Linked DNA regions of Homo sapiens: all the other regions are linked to region 4. The links are chromatin loops, found by intact Hi-C in ENCODE. Cell type or tissue: B cell. All regions are shown on one strand. Each heading gives the region's core, and the rest is flanking DNA. Links, peaks and the distances in the headings are about the cores only.

Region 1 (5,046 bases), core at 574-4,573, 89 kb before region 4:
ACGCTCTAAGGTGAACCCGCCCTCCACACCTCCACGCTCTAAGGTGAACCCACCCTCCACACCTCCACGCTCTAAGGTGAACCCGCCCTCCACTCCTCCACGCTCTAAGGTGAACCCGCACTCCACACCTCCACACTCTAACGTGAACCCGCCCTCCACTCCTCCACGCTCTAAGGTGAACTCACCCTCCACACCTCCACGCTCTAAGGTGAACCCCCCCCCCACACCTCCACACTCTAAGGTGAACTCACCCTCCACTCCTCCACGCTCTAAGGTGAACCCCCCCCCACACCTCCACACTCTAAGGTGAACTCACCCTCCACTCCTCCACGCTCTAAGGTGAACCCACCCTCCACACCTGTACGCTCTAACGTGAACCCGCCCTCCACACCTCCACGCTCTAAGGTGAACCCCCCCTCCACTCCTCCATGCTCTAAGGTGAACCCACCCTCCACTCCTCCATGCTCTAAGGTGAACTCGCCCTCCACACCTCTACACTATAAGGTGAACTCACCCTCCACACCTCCACACTCTTGGCTGTAGAATTTATGTAGTAACGACAGTAACATTTCCTCTTCTCTTTTTTGAGACGGAGTCTCATTCTGCTGCCCAGGCTGGAGTTCAGTCACACAAGCTCAGCTCACTGCAAGCTCCACTCACCAGATTCAAGCGATTCTCCTGCTTCAGCCTCCCCAGTAGCTGGGATTACAGGTGCCCACCACCACACCTGGCTAATTTTTGGTCTTTTTAGTAGAGATGGGGTTTCACCATGTTGGCCAGTCTGGTCTCAAACTCCTCCCCATTCACCAGCCTCGGCCTCCCACAGTGCTGGGATTACAGGCGTGAGCCACCGCACCCAGCCAATGTTTCCTTTCCATTTAAGTAAAACCAATAAGAAATCTTATGAAAGTCGCCAGTTTAAAACAAGCGAAAACCACAAACACTTAAAACACAGCTGACAATCTTTCTAGCAGGCACTGGTAACAGCAGTGTTAATCAGAGTCACAGCCTCACATTTACAAAGGCTGATTTTGGAGTCATTTCAAAGCCTCAGCTTATCCTCCAAGGCGAGGACCCTAAGGCGAAGAGGTGGATGATGTCATCACACCACCCGTGAAGCAGAGACAGCCCAGAACCGCGCTTCTGCTTGATGACAGCCTGCTGGGTAAAGGCCTGGGTTGGACCAGTGACAATTCTATACCCACGTGTTACCTCAGTTCACCCACTAAAATGATTATATACAAATTACCCACAACACAAACTAAAACATATTTCCTCATCAAATGGAACAAAGAAAGATTTCTTTCAATGAAGTGATTTTCAGTCTTTTCCCTGCCCCCTAACTGCTGACTGGTGGGTGGGCCAGTTCACAGTCAAAGAACCAAGACATGTGAGGGGGGAGGGAGGGTCCTCAGGGGGTTCTGGTCCTGGTTCCGGTGGCTCTGGAGGCCCGGCAACACCTCCGTGTCTCACAGGGGTCAGCATTCCTCGGATCCCACGTGCATGCAGGACAGCAAATTTGCTTTTTGCTCAAGCAAATTAAAAATGAGTTTCTTAGCCGGGCGCGGTGGCTCACGCCTGTAATCCCAGCACTTTGGGAAGCTGAGGCAGGTGGATCACGAGGTCAGGAGATCGAGACTATCCTGGCTAACACGGCGAAACCCCGTCTCTACTAAAAATACAAAGACTTAGCTGGGCGTGGTGGCGGGCGCCTATAGTCCCAGCTACTTGGGAGGCTGAGGCAGAAGAATGGCGTGAACCCTCGAAGTGGAGCTTGCAGTAAGCTGAGGTCGTGCCACTGCACTCCAGTCTGGGCAACAGAGCGAGACTCCGTCTCAAAAAAAGAAAAGGTTTCTTTCACTTGCAAATGTGAGTTCAAACTAACAGCAGATACTTACTGTCATGCCTCCCGAAAGAAAAACCAGAATAAAAGCAGGGGTGCCAGACAGGAAGCCAGACCACGGGCACCCGACCAACGCACTGAGACGCCTTTCATGCAAAGGACCCGTGAGCTCCACTGCTGGGAGAGGGGGAACCTTGCATTTCAGATAAAAGTTACTGGGTTAGGCCGGGCGCAGTGGCTCACACCTGTAATCCCAGCACTTTGGGAGGCCGAGGTGGAAGGATAACTCAAGGCCAGGAATTCAAGACCAGCCCGGGCAACAGCAAGACTGTTTATACAAAAAGTTTTTAAAATGAGCCAGGCAACAGGGCGCGGTGGCTCACGCCTGCAATCCCAGCACTTTGGGAGGCCAAGGTGGGGGGATCACCAGAGATTGGGAGTTCAAAACCAGCCTGATCAACATGGAAACTCCATCTCTACTAAAAATACAAAATTAGCTGGGCGTGGTGGCACATGCCTGTAATCCCAGCTACTCAGGAGGCTGAGGCAGAAGATCGCTTGAACCCGGGAGGCGGAGGTTGCCATGAGCCGAGATCGCACCATTGCACTACAGCCTGGACAACAACAGCAAAACTCCGTCTCAAAAAAAAAAAAATCAGCTAGGCGTGCTGACACGCATCGATAGTCACCGCTACCCCAGAGACCAAGGCAGGAGGATCACTTAAGCCCAGGAGTTCATGGCTGCCGTGAGCTATGATTACACCACTGCACTTCAGCCTGCTCAATGGAGCAACACCCTGACTCTAAAAACAGTAATAAAATGTTTAAAATAGAAAAAGGGGCGGAGGCTGAGATTAACCCAGCGTCTTGCTCGAGGGCACATTGCTCCTGAGCAGCAGATCTAAGAGCAGGTTCCACGGCCGCGGGTCTCAGAACTCTTGATCTTGGGCCTCTAAGTTGTTATCTGCCTCACCTGATGCTTATGTAGCAAGGACCAGCAAAGCCATCCTAAGCGCCTGAGTATCATTTTACAGGAATTAGACTGTGACTTCTGCTAGTAAATTAGCACATCTGTAGTCTACAGTTTTAAAGCACTGAACCTCCTGGCCAGGAAGAGGCATGAGAACTGAGTGAATAACTAAGTCACCCTTTCCCTCTGACACGTGAATAACCCAGGGGGCTAACATAACACTGTGCTCCGTAATCCTTAGATCTCTACGGGACGACTTCTGAATTCTAGCTATTACAAATTCAGCAACTGACCAATCAAAAAGGCAGAATTCGGCCAGGCACAGTGGCTCACTCCTGTAATCCCAGCACTTTTTGGGGCTGAGGTGGGTGGATCATTTGAGATCAGGAGTTCGAGACCAGCCTGGCCAACATGGTGAAACCCCGTCTCTACTAAAAATACAAAAAATAGCTGGGTGTGGTGGCAGGTGCCTGTAGTCCCAGCTACTCGGGAGGCTGAAGCAGGAGAATCGCTTGAACCCAGGAGGCAGAGGTTGCAGTGAGCTGAGATGGTGCCACTGCACTCCAGCCTGGGCGACAGAACAGGACACCGTCTCAAAAAAAAAAAAAAAAAAAAAAAATGGCTGGGCGCAGTGGCTCACGCCTGTAATCTCAGCACTTTGGGATGCCAAGGTGGGCGGATCACCTGAGGTTGGGAGTTCGTGGCCAGCCTGACCAACATGGAGAAACCTCATCTCTACTAAAAATACAAAAAATAGCTGGGCGTGGTAGCGCATGCCTGTAATCCCAGCTACTCGGGAGGCTGAGGCAGAAGAATTGCTTGAACCCGGGAAGTGGAGGTTGCAGTGAAACGAGATCTCGCCATTGCACTCCAGCCCGGGCACCCAGAGCAAAACTCCACGTCGAAAAAAAAAAAAGGTAGAATTTTAGGCAGGGAACATGATAAAGACCCATAGATCCCTTCAGGGAAACACTGCTGCTGCCCCACACGTTTAATGGAGTTCTGTTTAGCAGGAATGTGCCTGATCTAAAGGTGGCATCATTCAGTTACTAAAACATACTTTGGGCCGGGCACAGTGGCTCACACCTGTAATCCCAGCACTTTGAGGCTGAGGCTGAGGCGGGCGGATCACGAAGTCAGGAGATCGAGACCATCTTGGCTAACACGGTGAAACCCCGTCTCTACTAAAAATACAAAAAATTAGCCGGGCGCGGTGGCGGGCGCCTGTAATCCCAGCTACTCAGGAGGCTGGGGCAAGAGAATGGCATGAACCCGGGAGGCGGAGCTTGCAGCGAGCCGAGATCACGCCACTGCAGTCCAGCCTGGGCGAAAGAGCGAGACTCCGTCTCAAAAAAAAAAAAAAAAAAAAACAACTTTGAATTAAGTGAAAAGCTCACAGTGGTCTCAACGCCACATCCTCCCTCAACACCACGTCCTCCCTCAACACCAGGTCCTCCTGTGACCAGCACACAGAGGAACCTCACGACTTACACTGGACTTTGTCCTGCTGGTCAGGTGGCACCAGTGGGCCCGGGGGCTTCAGTGGGGCCTCGGGGAGAGACGAGGGGCCACTGTGGGATCTGTCCTCCTGGAGGCCATCTTGCTCGGCCGACGCGCCGTCCATGGTCAGGACGACACCAGCTGAGCTGACGCTGAGGGGCTACAAGTGAACCTTGGACAAGCTTGGCTTCTGCCATCAGCAACAGCCAAGAGCTCCTGGGAGGGGCCCTACTGTGTCTCCCATTTTCAGGAGAAGATCTGATGACTCACAAATGACTTGATGTCAAACCAGCTAATATCATGATACCTGACAGGAGAGAGAGACAAAATGTATTATGAAACTTGTCAGATTTCAAGTATCAATTACAAAATTAGCATTTGGTTCCCAATTTGCATACGTACAAGAAACAAATACAAACTTTTTCATTCAGCAAATAATCCTGGAGCACCCACAACATCCTAGGTTTTGAGGCTAAGATGCTGACCCAGCCACACTGGGCCCTTTCCTGAAGGAGCTTAATGTCTGTATCGGTGCCAACTAAAGAACATTCTGCTGGGACAGCGCAGCTCTGAATCTGTGGAGTAGGTGTCACACAGGGCAACTGAGCTTTAAATTTTATTTAAAATTAATTTGGGCCAGGCGCGGTGGCTCACCCCTGTAATCCCAGCACTTTGGGAGGCCGAGGCAGGCAGATCACCTGAGGTCAGGAGTTCAAGACCAGCCTGGCCAACA
Region 2 (5,046 bases), core at 534-4,533, 200 kb before region 4:
CTCTCAGACAGGAGGCTAATGCTGCCAACTCCCAGACTCTTCCAGACTCACTGGATTAAATGAACTTGCTTCCTGGTTTCCTTCCACATAGGCACTGGTGTTCCATATTCTCAGGTCGATAAAGATCTGATCTCCAGCTCTTGAACTTTTGTTAACTGATTTATCTGCTGTCATTTCTTCTTATGGATTCAACTATGTCCTTGTGGATTTTCCCTTGTTTTTTATTTTATTTTTTGAGATGGAGTCTTGCTCTGTCACCCAGGCTGGAGTGCAGTAGTGTGATCTCAGCTCACTGCAGCTTCTGCCTCCTGGATTCCAGCGATTCTCCTGCCTCAGCCTCCTGGGTAGCTGGGATTACAGGTATGTACCAGCTAATTTTTGTATTTTTAGTAGAGATGGGGTTTCACCATGTTGGCCAGGCTGGTCTCAAACTCCTGATCTCAGGTGATCTGCCCGCCTCGGCCTCCCAAAGTGCTGGGATTACAGGCATGAGCCACTGAGCCTGGCTGATTTTCTTTTTTTTGAGACAGAGTCTCTGTCACCCAGGCTGGAGTGCAGTGGCACCATCCTGGCTCACTGCAACCTCTGCCTCCCAGGTTCAAGCGATTATCCGGCCTTAGGCTCTCGAGTAGCAGGGACTACAGGCGCGCACCACCACGCCAGGCTTTTTTGTATTTCAGTAAAGACGGGGTTTCACCATGTTGGTCAGGCTGGTCTTGATCTCCTAACCTCGTGATCCGCCCACCTCAGCCTCCCAAAGTGCTGGGATTACAGGCGTGAGGCACTGCGCCCGGCCCAATTTTCCTTTATTTTTTTGAGACAGAGTCTCGCTCTGTCGCCCAGTCTGGAGTGCAGTGGCGCGATCTCGGCTCACTGCAAGCTCCGCCTCCCGGGTTCACGGCATTCTCCTGCCTCAGCCTCCCTAGTAGCTGGGACTACAAGCACCCGCCACCATGCCCTATTTTTTTTTTTTTTTTTTGTATTATTAGTAGAGACGGGTTTTCACCGTGTTAGCCAGGATGGTCTCGAGCTCCTGACCTCGTGATCCGCTCACCTAGGCCTCCCAAAGTGCTGGGATTACAGGCGTGAGCCACCACGCCCGGCCTTCCTTTTATTTTTATTTTTTAAATCTTCCTATCATTTTTAGTAAATGACCTGGAAGCAGCAGACCCAACTGGAAGCGTACAGGTTCAAGAAAGCCTGTTTAAGCAGAAGTCTCAGTATTTCTGTGGAACCATTCAGTTTTTTTATTTTTATTTTTTTGAGACATTGTTTCACTCTGTTGCCCAGGCTGGAGTGCAGTGAGGCAATCTCAGCTCACTGCAACCTCCGCTTCCTGGGTTCAAGCAACTCTCCTGCCTCAGCCTCCTGAGTAGCTGGTATTACAGGCTGGAGCCACCGTGCCCGGCTAATTTTTGTATTTTTAGTAGAGACCGGGTTTCACCATGTTGGCCAGGCTGGTCTCAAACTTCTGACCTCAGGTGATCCGCCTGTCTCGGCTTCCCAAAGTGTTGTGATTACACGCGTGAGCCACCGAGCCCAGGCCCAAGTGATTTTTAAATAGCTTAAATCAGATCATGTCATTTCCCAATTTTAAAATGGGCAGAGATGGTCCAGCAATCCCACTTCTGGGTACAGACGCAAAACAATCAATGAAAGAGAGATCTGCACGCAGCACTGTTCACGCTAGCGAGGAGATGGCAACAGGGCAAGCGTCCAGCAATGGGTAAGCGGTGGGGTCGGTGCACGCAGGCGTCCAGCAATGGGTAAGCGGTGGGGTCGGTCCACCCAGGGAGCGCTGGTCCCCCTGGAAGGAAACCCAGGCTCTAACGCGGTCCCTCTGAGGACCCTGCTAGGCGAAACGCGCCGGCCATAGAAAGACTGTCCCGCAGGAGAGGGCGGTGTTCGGCCCGGGGTTTGAGGGGTCGGGACCAGGAGGAGGGACAGCCCGGCCGAACCTGAACGCACTTCAGGCCGCTTGAACAGCACACGCAGGAACTGCGCCGACGGAAAACTTTACTTCGTGTTCCGCCACCAAAAAAATATCGTTTAAACAAACCTGCGGCAGCTTCCCAGCTCCCTTAAACCAGGATCCCAAGTTCTCCGCGTCTCCGCCCCTGCACCCAGCCTCCGGCCTCGGCAGGCGCTTCCGGTGCGGAACCTTCTGGAAAGTACCGCGCCGCCCTCCCGGCGTCCCCACAACCCCGCCCGCACCTGCGCGCACCGGCGCTCGCGAGCACAAGTGACGGGACTGGAGCGTGGCGCGGCAGGTGGCTCCACGAAAACGCCCCTTCGCGCAAGGCTGCCCCGCGTCCTGCCGCGCCCCAGGAGGCGGGACTTCCGCCCCCGCCGCCCGGAAGCGGCAGCCGGGGGAAGCGTGTTCCTCGCGGAGCGCCGTCGGGGCCGTGGGCGCCTGCGCGGGCCGGCGCGGGAGCAAGCGGCATGGCGTTCCGGCAGGCGCTGCAGCTGGCGGCCTGCGGGCTGGCCGGGGGCTCGGCCGCCGTGCTCTTCTCGGCCGTGGCGGTAGGGAAGCCGCGCGCAGGCGGGGACGCGGAGCCACGCCCGGCTGAGCCGCCGGCCTGGGCGGGGGGCGCGCGGCCGGGCCCCGGTGTCTGGGACCCCAACTGGGACAGGTGCGCGCGGGGCTGTTTGGGGCCGGGGTCGGGATGGGGGTCAGGGCAGGTGTTACCGTTGGGATCGAGATCGGGACCAGGTTTAAGGTTGCGATCGGGTCGGGATCTGGGGTCGCCGTCTGCTTTCCCCAGCGGAGGAGCCGCTTTCCGGGGCCGCTCTGCGCGGAGGGTTCCGGGGGCGGCTGACCCTTCCCGCCGGCTTCTGTGGCCGAGCTCCGTCGCGTCCTCGCCCTTCTCCCCGCCCCTGCGAGTCCGCCCTGGGTGCCATCGCCGGAGCGCGGGCCGGGGCGAGGCTGAGGTGGAAGCCGGGCCTCCTTCAGGGGCGTTTGCAGGAGCGCGCCCGCGAGCTGCGTGCGGTTATTGAGCGTTTGAAATATGGCTCGTGTGATTCCTGAAGGGAATGCTTAGTTTACGTCAATTTAAACTTAACGCAAGCAGGGCCGGGTGCGGTAGCTCAGGCCTGTAATCCCAGCGTTTGGGAGGCTGAGGCCGGAGGATCGCTTGAGAAATTTGAAACCAGCCTGGGCAACATAGTGAGACCCCCATCTCTACAAAAAATACAAAAAAAATTGGCCGAGCGAGGTGGCGCGCGCCTGTGGTCCCAGCTACTCGGGAGGCTGAGGTAGGAGGATCCCTTGAGTCCAGGGGTCCCAGGCTGCACAGTGTGAGCCGAGATCCCGCCACTTCACTCCAGCCTGAGCAACAGAGCCTGTCTCAAAGGAAAAAAAAAAAAAGTAGTGCAGGTTTTTAACATTAGTTATGTGTTGAAATAGTATTTTTAGCATATTGAATTAAAAGTATGATCGAAATTCACCTGTTTCTTTTTAATGTTGCTATTAGAAAATGTATAATTTCACATGTTGCTGGCATTCTGTTTCTGTCGGCCAGGACTGCTCTAGCGGCAAGGATGGTTTTCCCAGTCCTAACTCCTCATTATACTCAGTACTTTGAGAAAGGGGGCACAGAATTATACTACTGTGGTTGCGTTAGGTACTTTATATTAGATTTTTATCTTTTGTTAACCTTATTTCCTCTATTATTAGCATCATACACTAAGCATGGTGTATATATCAAAATTAATGAGCCAAAATAATATAGATTAATTATAGTTATTATATTAGTTTATAATACATTACTGTTAACTAAGGTTCATGTTTCATTGAGATTTCCTCAGCTTTTACCTGCTGTTCTGTTCTAGGGTCCCACATGACAAGTAGTCTTCATGCCTCCGTAGGCATGTTTTGGCTGTGACAATTTCTCAGACTTGTTTTGATGATCATGAGTGTTTGAGGCGTCCTGGTCAGGGGTTTGGTAGAAGGTCCCTCAATTGAGACTTCTCTGAAGGTTTTCTCATGATTAGACTGGAGTTACATTCTTTTTCCTTCTTTTCTTTTTTCTTTTTCCTTGAGACGGAGTTTCGCTCTTGTTGCCCAGGCTGGAGTGCAATGGTGCAATCTCGGCTCACTGCAACCTCCGCCTCCCGGGTTCAAGCAATTCTCCTGCCTCAGCCTCCCGAGTAGCTGGGATTACAGGCACGCGCCATTATGCCCAGCTAATTTTGTATTTTTAGTAGAGACGGGGTTTCTCCATGTCGGTCAGGCTGGTCTTGAACTCCCAACCTTAGGTGATCCTCCCACCTCGGCCTCCCAAAGTGCTGGGATTACAGGCATGAGCCACCATGCCCAGCCTGTTATATTCTTTTTTAAAAATCAGAATTCTGAAAAATCAGAAATTCTGAATCAATATTCTGAATTTCTTAGGTCTTTTTAAGGAAACAGATTTACTCTGCCGTTAAAGAACTTGAAGTAGGCTGGGTGCGGTGGCTCACACCTGTAATCCCAGCATTTTGAGAGGCTGAGGTGGGCGGATCACTTGAGGTCAGGAGTTCGAGACCAGCCTGACCAACACGGTGACACTCTGTATTTACTAAAAATACAAAAAAATTAGCCAGGCATGGTGGCATGCACCTGTAGTCCTAGCTACTTGGGAGGCTGAGGCAGGACAATCACTTGAGCCCAGGAGGTGGAGGCTGCAGTGAGCCCAGATCGTGCCACTGCACTCCAGCCTGGGTGATAGAGTGAAACTCTGTCTCAAAAAAGAAAAAAAAGAACTTGAAGTAGAACCGGGAGCTGAGCCCAGCCTTTCTCTTTTAAGCAGGTGTTCTGTATTTGCTTGTCATGTCTGGGGAGAAGTGAATTGGGCCTTGTGGGTTGGGAAAGACTTATACAGACAGAAGGCATGAGCAACTACAGGAAGGTGCTAGAAGACAGCATGTTTCTTCTTGAGTCTCACCTGTCCACACTTGAAAGTTCCAGAGCCTCATCTGGTGAAATCTCCAGCTTCTTCCTGGAGGTCTCATGCAGTTTACGGCTTCCTGTCTCTGTGCCTATAGCTCCCAAATATTTTCTCTGGC
Region 3 (4,904 bases), core at 905-4,904, 140 kb before region 4:
GTTTCAGGGCATTTAGACATGACACTCAAAAATATTTCACTGTGGGCCGGGCGCGGTGGCTCATGCCTGTAATCCTAGCACTTTGGGAGGCAGAGGCAGGTGAATCACCTGAGGTCAGGGGTTCAAGACCAGCCTGAACAAAATGGTGAAACCCCATCTCTACTGAAAATACAAAAATTAGCCGGGCGTGGTGGCGGGAGCCTGTAAGCCCAGCTACTCTGGAGGCTGAGGCAGGAGAGTCACTTGAACCTGGCAGGCAGAGGTTGCAGTGAGCTGAGATCGAGACACTGCACTCCAGCCTGGGCAACAAGAGTGAAACTCCGTCTCAAAATATATCTATTTCATGTGAAGGTGAAATCCAACCCCGACGATGTGTAGAAAAGCCCAGCAATCTCCCGCAAATCCCTGAGCCGATGGCCGCGGAGATGGGTGTCCTGGTGGTGCTCCCAGAGCTGCCTCCCCAGGTGCCACCAGGACATGCTGCCTTTGGGGCTAGAGGTTCCCACCTCATCAGTAACGAGGGCATCGCCAGCCCTCAGCTGCCTTGGGCGCCCACAGTCGGCTTTCACGCCTCCCAGAGGTTCCGCCACCTTCAGCCCTCACTTCAGATGGAGTCAGAACTTAGAGATGTGGACACTGTGAAGGTCACCGGCAGCCAGTGGTGGAGCCGGGGGAAGGGTGTAGGACGCCCCCACACACAGGTGAAGAGGGCACTGCCAGGGGGAGGGCTGTAGGACACCCCCACACAGAGGTGAAGAGGGCACTGCCAGGAGGAGGGCTGTAGGACGCCCCCACACACAGGCGAGCAGAGGGCGTTGCAAACATGGGCAGAGGCGGCCCAGCAGCAGTTTAACATTGCCCTGTGTCCAGGAGAAAGGCCACTGCCCAAGTATGCTCTTTATCGCAACCTGCAACATTCCCCCTCAGACGGAAGCTTGTGTAGAGGCCGCCAAGTTCCAACAAATGCTCCCGACTGTAGACGCCACCAAGTGCTGGGACTTGCTCTCGTCATCTGGGAAAGGCTTGGGGACGCTGCCAGCAACTGTCATGTTTATCCATCAAGCTAGACGGCGGAAGTGCAGTCGTCTTAGTTTCCCCCATTATCTGCTTCCTGCTTTTTTTTTTTATCTCGAGTCTCAACTTTGTTGCCCAGGCTGGAGTGCAACGGCACGAACTCCACTCACTGCAGCCTCCACCTCCCGGCTTCAACAATTCTCCTGCCTCAGCTTCCTGAGTAGCTGGGATTACAGGCGCCCATCACCACGCCCGGCTAATTTTTGTATTTTTAGTAGAGATGGGGTTTCACCATGTTAGCCAGGCGGGTTTCAAATTCCTGATCTTGAGTGATTCACCCGCCTCAGCCTCCCAAAGCGCTGGGATTACAGGCATGAGCCACTGTGCCTGGCCTGCTTCCTAATACTACCCGAGGTCTCAGATTTCTGAGTGACCTGGTAATTTTTAAATCCTGAGTCTCCTTCATGCCTGTAATCCCAGCACTTTGGGAGGCCGAGGCGGGCGGATCATGAGGTCAGGAGATCGAGACCATCCGGGCCGACACGGTGAAACCCCGTCTCTACTAAAATACAAAAAGAAATTAGCCGGGCGTGGTGGCGGGAGCCTGTAGTCCCAGCTACTCAGGAGGCTGAGGCAGGAGAATGGCGTGAACCTGGGAGGCGTAGCTTGCAGTGAGCCGAGATCGCGCCGCCGCACACCAGCCTGGGCCACAGAGTGAGACTCCGTCTCCAAAAAAAAAAAAAAAAAAAAATCCTGAGCCTCCCATCAGCGATACGTCCTCTGTCCTACACTCAACCCAAATTCCTGACAGTACCTGCCGCCACTCTAAGCCAGGAAGAAGTGACCCATTCATCTCTGCCAAAACCACTCCTGACACCCACTGCTGAGCTCTGTAGCAGGACGCAGCGTGGAGCTTCGAGCTGCTGAGACAGACACAGCTTAAAATATACCTGTCAGTGCAGTGCCTGCAAACACGTAGCAACTCCATGGAGAAAAGGAAAAAGTTCAGATACATACATGTCCCCTTAAGGGTTCTATAGACCAAAAAAAATTATATCCTTAATATTTCAGAAAGTTAAGGCCACAGAAGGTGGTCAGGGAATTTTTACTCTGTGTAGCAATTCTCTGGGTACAGAAGCTGGTAACGCTCACAGGAAGAAGTGCATTAATCCCACAGGGCCAAGCCCAGCGACCACCACTTCCTGCCCCTTTTCTGTACTTTTTAAACCATGGTGGCCTCTAATAACGTCTAACTGAAAACTCTGTACCTGGTTAACTCTTTTTTTTTTTAGACGGAGTCATGCTCTGTCACCCAGGCTGGAGTGCAGTGGTGTGATCTCGGCTCACTGCAACCTCTGCCCGATCAAGCGATTCTTCTGCCTCAGCCTCCTGACAAGTGGGGATTACAGGCGCCCGCCACCACGCCCTGGCTAATTTTTTGTTTAGTAGAGGTGGAGTTTCACCATGTTGGCCGGGCTGGTCTTGAACCCCTGACCTCAGGTGACCACCCCCTCCCAGCCTCCCAAAGTGCTGGGATTACAGGCGTGAGCCACCACACCCAGCTTACGCCTGGTTAACTCTTAATGACCAAAATCAAAGTATGGATGAAAAAGACGAGAATCTGGGAAGTCACATTGCTGAGGTCTGAGAGTCATGACTCCACTGTCACCGGGGAGGCCCAGCAGAGGGCAGCACCTGGATGATGAGACCCAGTTCAGGAGGCGCAGCACAGAGCGGTCACCATCCTTCCCCGGTTCACCGGGAAGCTTGCTCCCCCTCCTTCTGTATTCCTGGCAAATGACAACGGGCAAAGCGAAGCGTGGGCCAAGGACGGAGGAGGCGGTGCCGCGCGTCTGCCGTGGTCACAAGCCACAGAAGTTTGCTTCACTCCTGCCAGAAACCGGCAGGACAGTAGAATTCTCTTTTAAAGCACGTGTTGAACAGAGTGTGTAATAACATGAGATTAAAAAGTTACTGCCAAACGACAAAATATAACTATTAAAATGAAGCTTCCAATGAATATGAAAATCTTTACCAAAAAATAGTTTATTGCACAAAATTTAAGGAATTCCCAAGCACACTTACATTTGTAAAAAATCAACGTGCTTTTTAAAGTTACACTTTGTCAGACACGGTGACCCCTTTCCCAAGAACAGCCACAACTTGAGGACTCTCTTTTGTGAGGAAATTTTTAATAAAAACAAGTAACTCAAAAGCACTGAATTTTCCAGACCCTCTAACACATTTCCCTCCGGATCCTGTGAGAGCCTGAGATCACTTATGACGAGATTCACCTGGACCTTCCGGTCAGTGAGCTCAGAACACCTCACACCACAGCGTCACTCAACTCAAGTCCCTCCTCACATCAGAGGGCTCCTCGAAGGGAGGCCCCAGGACGGTTCTCTCAGATTTGCTGGTCCCTCCCCTCCTAGAATCTTCACGTACAACATTCTGTTTTTGTTTTTAAAGACCTCAGGGAACTAGAACTCGGTTGTGGGAACCCTGCACCAAGGAGAGTTGAGGGCCAGCTCCTTAGCGCAGCACAGCACGGACTGTGTTCTGGTGGGCAGGGCCCCTGCTGGACCCACCCGAGGAGAGTCCATTTCACATCCTATCAGAAACACTGCCTGATCCATATTGCAGAGAGTGGGAACGGGTGTGAGTCCGTAAGACCCGTAGCATCAATCTCACATATACCACGGAAAAACACATGAAAACCAAGTTACGTTGTTTTTGGAACATCAGAAAAACAAGTAGTGACATCGTGAAGTGCCCTAGCCTGTTGTGACACACGGTGTGGGGATGAACACGCCGCCCTAGCCCGTGACACACGGCGTGGGGATGAACACGCCACATAATGCACTGGTGACCCTGTTTTGTAAGCAGTACTCCCAACTTCACTGCCTTTTCCGTGAGGATATTCCATCATTCCCACTTCTGCCCACAAGAACAAAATAATTCAAACTTTATGCACTGAAGTAACTCTGGAAGGTAGAAGTGCCGGGAGAGTCCCTTGGAGATAAAAAAACCTCAACAATAAAAAAAAGCAATTTAAAAATCCAACTGCAGCCGGGGGCGGTGGTTCACGCCTATAATTCCAGCACTTTGGGAGGCTGAGGCTCAGGATCACCTGAGGTCAAGAGTTCAAGACCAGCCTGGCCAACATGGTGGAACTCCACCCCTCTAAAAATACAAAAATTAGGCTGGTGTGGTGGCGGGCACCTGTAATCCCAGCTACTGGGGAGAATGAGGCAGGAGAATCGCTTGAACCCAGATGGCGGAGCTTGCAGTGAGCAGAGATCACGCCACTGCACTCCAGCCTGGGCGACAGAGCGAGACTCTGTCTCAAAAAAAAAAAAAAAAAATTCCAACTTCCTCTTTTAGGCGTCTTCTTAAGGAAGGAAGTGTCCGCGTGAACACGAGAGGCCTCAGATCCAGAAGCACAAGCCGTGCATGAAAACACCAAAAGACTCACTGCAGGGAGCAAAGGCAGCCAGGCCCTGCCAAACCAGAGGGGGCCCTGGCACCGGCGACCACAGAGCGCTGGGGGAGGCATCGCACCCAAGGGCACACACGCAGGAAAACCGGGGTGAGAACATAGAGCTACTTTTCCTTCGGTATTTTCAGAATTAGTCTGTCCTAAGAGAAAAAAAAATACATGGTGAACATCACTCACTTGAGGACTTCCCATAAGCAAGGAGAAGTCGCTCCCCACTGAATGTGTGATTTCTCGATTTTAGATTTTTTAAAATCATTTATTTATTTTTGAGACGGAGTCTCGCTCTGTTGCCCAGGCTGGAGGGCAGTGGCGCGATCTCGGCTCACTGCAAGCTCCGCCTCCTGGGTTCAAGTGATTCTCCTGCCTCAGCCTCCCAAGTAGCTGGGATTAT
Region 4 (5,046 bases), core at 624-4,623:
CAAACGTGTTAGGAAGCTGCAGAATTGAGGCCAGCCAAAACAGAGAGATTAAATCACATACATTTCTAGCTTTAATTTTCTTCCTATTTTCGCAGATCATGATTTTCATAATGATAATACATGAAGTGGTCCTTATAATAAGTAGATTCTATAGAGATGTGTATTGTATCAGCAGATGTCCGGTGTAGAATGCCACTTCCATCACAGCTTCTGAACACACAATGCTATCTACAATCGATTAAAAAATATATTTCAAAAGCCAGTTTCCCCAATATAACTAACTTCAGCATTCACTGATGTACTGAAAACTTATATTTGCCAATAATAGATTTTAGGGTAATTCATATTAAGATAGGATGGTTTTTAATATTATTTGAGGATAGACAGGAAATTTTAGTTGAGCAGGTTCTATTTTGTTTGAGTGGATCCATTAAAAAGATTGTTATTATTGCCGAGTGTGGTGGCTCGTGCCTCTAATCCCAGCACTCTGCGAGGCTGAGGCGGGAGGATGGCTTGAGCCCAGGCGTTTGAGACCAGCCTGGGCAACCTAGGCAGACCTCATCTCCAATAAAAATACAAAAATCAGCCTGACGCAGTGGCACGTGCCTGTAGTCTCAGCTACTTGGGAGGCTAAGGCGGGAGGACCACTTGAGCCCAGGAGTTCGAGGCTGAAGTGAGCTATGATGGCACCACTGCACTCCAGATGAGGCGACAGAGACTCTCCCTCTAATAAATAAATCAATACATCAATGAAAAATTTTAAAAAGATTATTTGTTGACTGTCAGGGTGATTTATTCTTCTAATAAATAGAATATTTACTTACAATTATATATCTTCTCATTAATACTCCAGTTCTGGTTACAAACTGGTAAAAATTGAGATAAAATCATAAAACTAACCAGGAAAACATTGACCTGCTAAAAACATAGAATCAGTGAAACTACTCAGGAAATACTTGCTATGACAGATTACTCTCTCTGTTAAAGGGTCCCATGTAGAGACATTTCTATGAATATTGAACAGTTAACAAAAAACTGAGACTGGGGGAGTGACAGACAATTCAGATTACAAAGCAAAAGCAACATAGGATTCAGATAAATACGATACCATGGTGAAACAAAATCTTTAAAGCACAAATGGTTTTGAATGTAGAAGCTCATATTTCACTAACTATTCACTGATGCGTAGTCCACTTTTCAGCAGTGATCTCCAATCAGTCCCTCCTTTCACAGAAGCCAGCGCAGGAGGCGCACGCGTCGCTTCCCGCCCCGCACTTCACCGCCCCAGCCCGTCCTGGCTGCCACCCGCCGTCCCTGAGAAACGCTCAGACGCTTCTCTCTCTCTTTTTAAAATTATACTTTAAGTTCTGGGGTACATGTGCAGAACCTGCAGGTTTGTTACATAGGTATACACGTGCCATGGTGGTTTGCTGCACCCATCAACCAGTTATCTACATTACGTATTTCTCCTGATGCTATCCCTCCCCTGGCCCCCCACCCCCGACAGGCCCCGGTGTGTGATGTTCTCCTCCCATTGTCCATGGTTTTTATTTTATTATTATTTTTTGAGACGGAGTCTCGCTCTATCGCCCATGCTGGAGTGCAGTGGCACCATCTCGGGTTCAAGCGATTCTCCTGCCTCAGCCTCCTGAGTAGCTGGGATTACAGGCATGCGCCGCCACGCCCGGCTATTTTTTTTTTTTTTTTTTTTTTTTTTTTTTTTTGTATTTTTAGTAGAGACGAGGTTTCACCATGTTGGCCAGTCTGGTCTCGAACTCCTGACCTCGTGATTCGCCCGCCTCGGCCTCCCAAAGTGTTGGGATTACAGGCGGGAGCCGCCGCGCCCGGCCTCAGACGTTTTTCTCTAGGTAAAGCCGCGGGATGAACCAGCCCCTGTGGAAATTTAGAAGTAACGACGTCCGTCAATTTCTGTATGAAAAATATACAGATCGTGTGACACGTCTTCTGGGAATGAAAGTCTGCTAAACTCGCCGTCACGAGTAGATGAACACATTTAAAGTTTGTAGTTAAGAGGAAAACAACGCCAACGACACAAATGCCCCAAGCGCTGGATGAAGCAGCGACCTAGGATGGGGCTGGCCTGGAACGGGAACCAAGACGCCCGCCCGGACGAAAACGAGCAGGGAAACCCGGGCCGGGGTCGGCCGCCCCACACGACGCACTGCGCAGAGACCACGCGGCTCCGGGTCTCGCCTGCGCCGGCGCATCCCTCGCAGACGCGCTCCTCCCACGCGAGGGCCCCTTCCCCGAAGCGCACGCCTAAGACTGCGCGCCGCAGCCCGCCCTGTCTAGCTGAGGCGCAGACCCGGATGGGTCCCAGAGGGGCGGGTCGGGGCGGAGAGCCGCGCCCAAAGGCAATGGGAGCCGCACGCTGCTAGGCAACATGCTGTCTCCCGGCAACGTAGAGGCGGGGAATTCGCCAACGTGTCTGAAACAGACAACAATTTTAGCCAACGGCTGCGTGGGCCTTGGGCGTCCTGGCCAATGGGAATAGTGAGGGGCCTGTCACTAAGAAACCTGTCCCTGAGCAACGCATAGGAGGGGTGGAACCCAGCAGCGCTGACTGAGCCGCCGCGAAGTGCCGGAACGTATTACCTGGGAGCCAAATTTCAGAGCGTCGTTTGTCTTCCCAAGCCCACCAGCTTTCAGCGTTCTCCAGCCTCGCCACACCCCCGCCTCGGGCCGTCCCCGCCCAGACGCTTGTCCCCGCGAGAAGCTGAGCGCACTGAAGTGAGCCCGGCGGCTGCCGCCGGAGGAGGAGCCCGGCTCTGGACACGGCCGTCAGGAAGCTCAGAGGCTGCAGCACCGCTTCTGCGTTGATTTCCGCTTGACTTTTACTCTTTTCTTGGGTTAAAAATCAAACGCCGACCCGAGGCGTCAGAGATGGGCGGTCGTTAGGCGCAGTGGCGGCCCCCGGATGTTTGCGATGGGACGGCGGGCTCGGAACGTGTGGACGTGGGCTTTGGAGGTGCGAGCCCCATTGGGCCAGGGCTGGGTCCGGGCAGTGGTACGGGGTCTCAGCTGTCCGTCACAGGAGATGTGCAGGCCTCGTCATCTGGGGTCTTACGTGTCAGTGATGTGGGGTCTGCCGGGTCAGTGAGGGGGTCTGTGAGGTCACTAGTGGGAGGCCACTCCCAAAGTGATTCCCCTCTGTCCCACCTGCTTCCCTGAGAAAAGCTCACTTATCCTTCACCAGGATTTAAAAATATATATCCTAAGACCAACCTGTAATATTTTTTTCTTTTTTGGAGACAGGGTCTCTTTCTGTCACCCAGGCTGGAGTGCAGTGCCACAATCTCATTGCAACCTCTGCCTCCTGGGCTCAGGCAATCCTCCCACTTCAGCCTCCCGAGTAGCTGGGACTACAAGTGTGTGTCACCACACTCAGCTAATTTTTAAATTTTTTATAGAGACGAGGTCTCACTCTATTGCCCAGACTGGTCTCAAGCGAGCCTCCTGCCTTAGCCTCCCAAAGTGCTGGGATTACAGGCATGAGCCACCGCGCCCACCCAATATTCTCTTTTTCATGGACCTTGTTTAGTTGCACTAAAAAAAAATTAATATATTTTATTTTTGTTTAGAGCGTGTTGGGTTTACAGAAAAATCAACTGGAAAGAACAAGGAGTTCCCCCCATCCCTTTCTACCTTAGTGTTCCCCTTATGTTCTACCATAGTGTTTCCCCTATATTTACGTTTCATATTACTCTGGTACATTTGTTACAACTGATACACCAATATTAATATATTATTATTAACTGAAGTTTATAGTTTACTTTTTTTTTTTTTTTGAGTCGGAGTCCCGCTCTGTTGCCCAGGCTGGAGTGCAATGGCACGATCTCGGCTCACTGAAACCTCTGCCTCCCGGGTTGAAGCAATTCTCTTGCCTCAGCCTCCCAAGTAGCTGGGATGATAGGTGCCCGCCATCACGCCCGGCTAATTTTTGTATTTTTAGTAGAGACGGGGTTTCACCATATTGGCCAGGCTGGTCTCTTGGCCCGGCTGGTCTTGAACTCCTGACCTTGTGATCCACCCGTCTCAGCCTCCCAAAGTGCTGGGATTACAGGCGTGAGCCACCACGCCTGGCCCTTTTTTTTTTTTTTCCTGACGGAGTCTTGCTCTTGTTGCCCAGGCTGGAGTGCAATGGCGCGATCTCGGCCCCATGCAACCTCCACCTCCCGCGTTCAAGTGATTCTTCTGCCTCAGCCTCCCAAGTAGCTGGGATTACAGGCATGTGCCACCACGCCTGGCCACAAGTTTTAAATTTTAATGAAGTTCAACTTATCAGTTTTTTGTTTCACAGATTGTACTTTTGGTATGGTATCTGAGAAAATATCACTAAACCCAGGATCACCTAGATTTTCTTCTGTGCTGTCTTCCAGGAGTTGTATAGTTTTGCATTTCACATTCAGGTCTTTGATCCATTTTGAGTTAGTTTCTGTGAAAGGTATAAGGTCTTTGTCTAGATTCACATTTTTGCCTGTGGATGTCCAGTTTTTCCAGCACCATTTGCTAAAAAGACTATCCTTTCTCCATTGCATTGCCCTTGCTCCTTTGTCAAACATCAGTTGACTATATTTGTGTGGCGCTGCTTCTGGGCTCTTTATTCTGCCCCACTGACCTCTTTGTCCATTCTTCTGCCAGTATCAGAGTGTCTCCATTACTATCGCTTTATAGGAAATTTTGAAGTTGGGTAGTGTCAGCTCCCCAACATTGCTCTTCTCCTTCAATACTGTGTTGACTATTCTGGGTCTATTTCTAATCTAGCAATGGAAGTTTTGCATTTCATTAGTCTTTATTTATTTATTTATTTCAGACAGCGTCTCACCCTGTCGCCCAGGCTGGAGTGCAACGGCACAATCTCGGCTCACTGCAACCTCCACCTCCAGGGTTCAAGCAATTCCCCTGCCTCAGCTTCCCAAGTAGCTGGGATTACAGGCACACACCACCACACCTGGCTAATTTTTTGCATCTTTGGTAGAGACGGGGTTTCACCATGTTGGCCAGGCTGGTCTTGATCTCCTGACC

What was found. Peaks named below come from ENCODE experiments on the same cell type or tissue, not always from the same donor. Only the 100,000 strongest peaks of a DNase experiment are listed, where the experiment ranks them.
Region 1: a loop joins it to region 4, with 12 times the contacts of the local background. A loop is called at or near these places in 17 of 110 quality-filtered maps.
Region 2: it touches region 4 in a loop (18-fold over the local background); 5 of 110 quality-filtered maps call a loop at or near these places.
Region 3: it touches region 4 in a loop (13-fold over the local background); 19 of 110 quality-filtered maps call a loop at or near these places.

Annotation. Positions count from the first base shown.
Region 1 is chr12:132,817,692-132,822,737 of GRCh38, forward strand. It overlaps GOLGA3 (golgin A3), which reads right to left. Exons shown (of 24, transcript NM_001389683.1): 2 at 4,305-4,620. The coding sequence starts at 4,437. Among named protein-coding and RNA genes, the nearest start is that of GOLGA3, 8.7 kb to the right of the region's middle. RefSeq lists an enhancer at 2,773-2,822. In B cell, for the core only: no CTCF peak of the experiment used is centred there; DNase peaks (open chromatin) are centred at 1,950 and 2,590; H3K4me3 peaks cover 1,341 bases; H3K27ac peaks cover 2,746 bases.
Region 2 is chr12:132,708,435-132,713,480 of GRCh38, forward strand. PGAM5 (PGAM family member 5, mitochondrial serine/threonine protein phosphatase) reads left to right here and starts at 2,408. Exons shown (of 6, transcript NM_001170543.2): 1 at 2,408-2,633. The coding sequence starts at 2,443. LOC124903063 (a long non-coding RNA gene) reads right to left here and starts at 2,161. Exons shown (of 2, transcript XR_007063551.1): 1 at 2,060-2,161. RefSeq lists an enhancer at 1,925-1,974 and silencers at 2,145-2,604, 2,815-2,924. In B cell, for the core only: no CTCF peak of the experiment used is centred there; a DNase peak (open chromatin) is centred at 2,267; H3K4me3 peaks cover 2,408 bases; H3K27ac peaks cover 1,652 bases.
Region 3 is chr12:132,765,872-132,770,775 of GRCh38, forward strand. It overlaps GOLGA3 (golgin A3), which reads right to left. Exons shown (of 24, transcript NM_001389683.1): 24 at 3,043-4,904. Among named protein-coding and RNA genes, the nearest start is that of ANKLE2, 6.5 kb to the left of the region's middle. RefSeq lists enhancers at 1,992-2,041, 2,152-2,201, 3,670-3,839 and a cis regulatory region at 3,755. In B cell, for the core only: a CTCF peak has its summit at 2,671 (motif pointing right); DNase peaks (open chromatin) are centred at 2,370, 2,700, 3,573 and 4,430; H3K4me3 peaks cover 2,445 bases; H3K27ac peaks cover 3,204 bases.
Region 4 is chr12:132,906,160-132,911,205 of GRCh38, forward strand. It overlaps LOC124903065 (a long non-coding RNA gene), which reads left to right and starts at 2,509. Exons shown (of 2, transcript XR_007063553.1): 1 at 2,509-2,989; 2 at 4,835-5,046. RefSeq lists a silencer at 2,233-2,282. In B cell, for the core only: no CTCF peak of the experiment used is centred there; DNase peaks (open chromatin) are centred at 1,209 and 2,452; H3K4me3 peaks cover 2,036 bases; H3K27ac peaks cover 1,524 bases; H3K27me3 peaks cover 105 bases.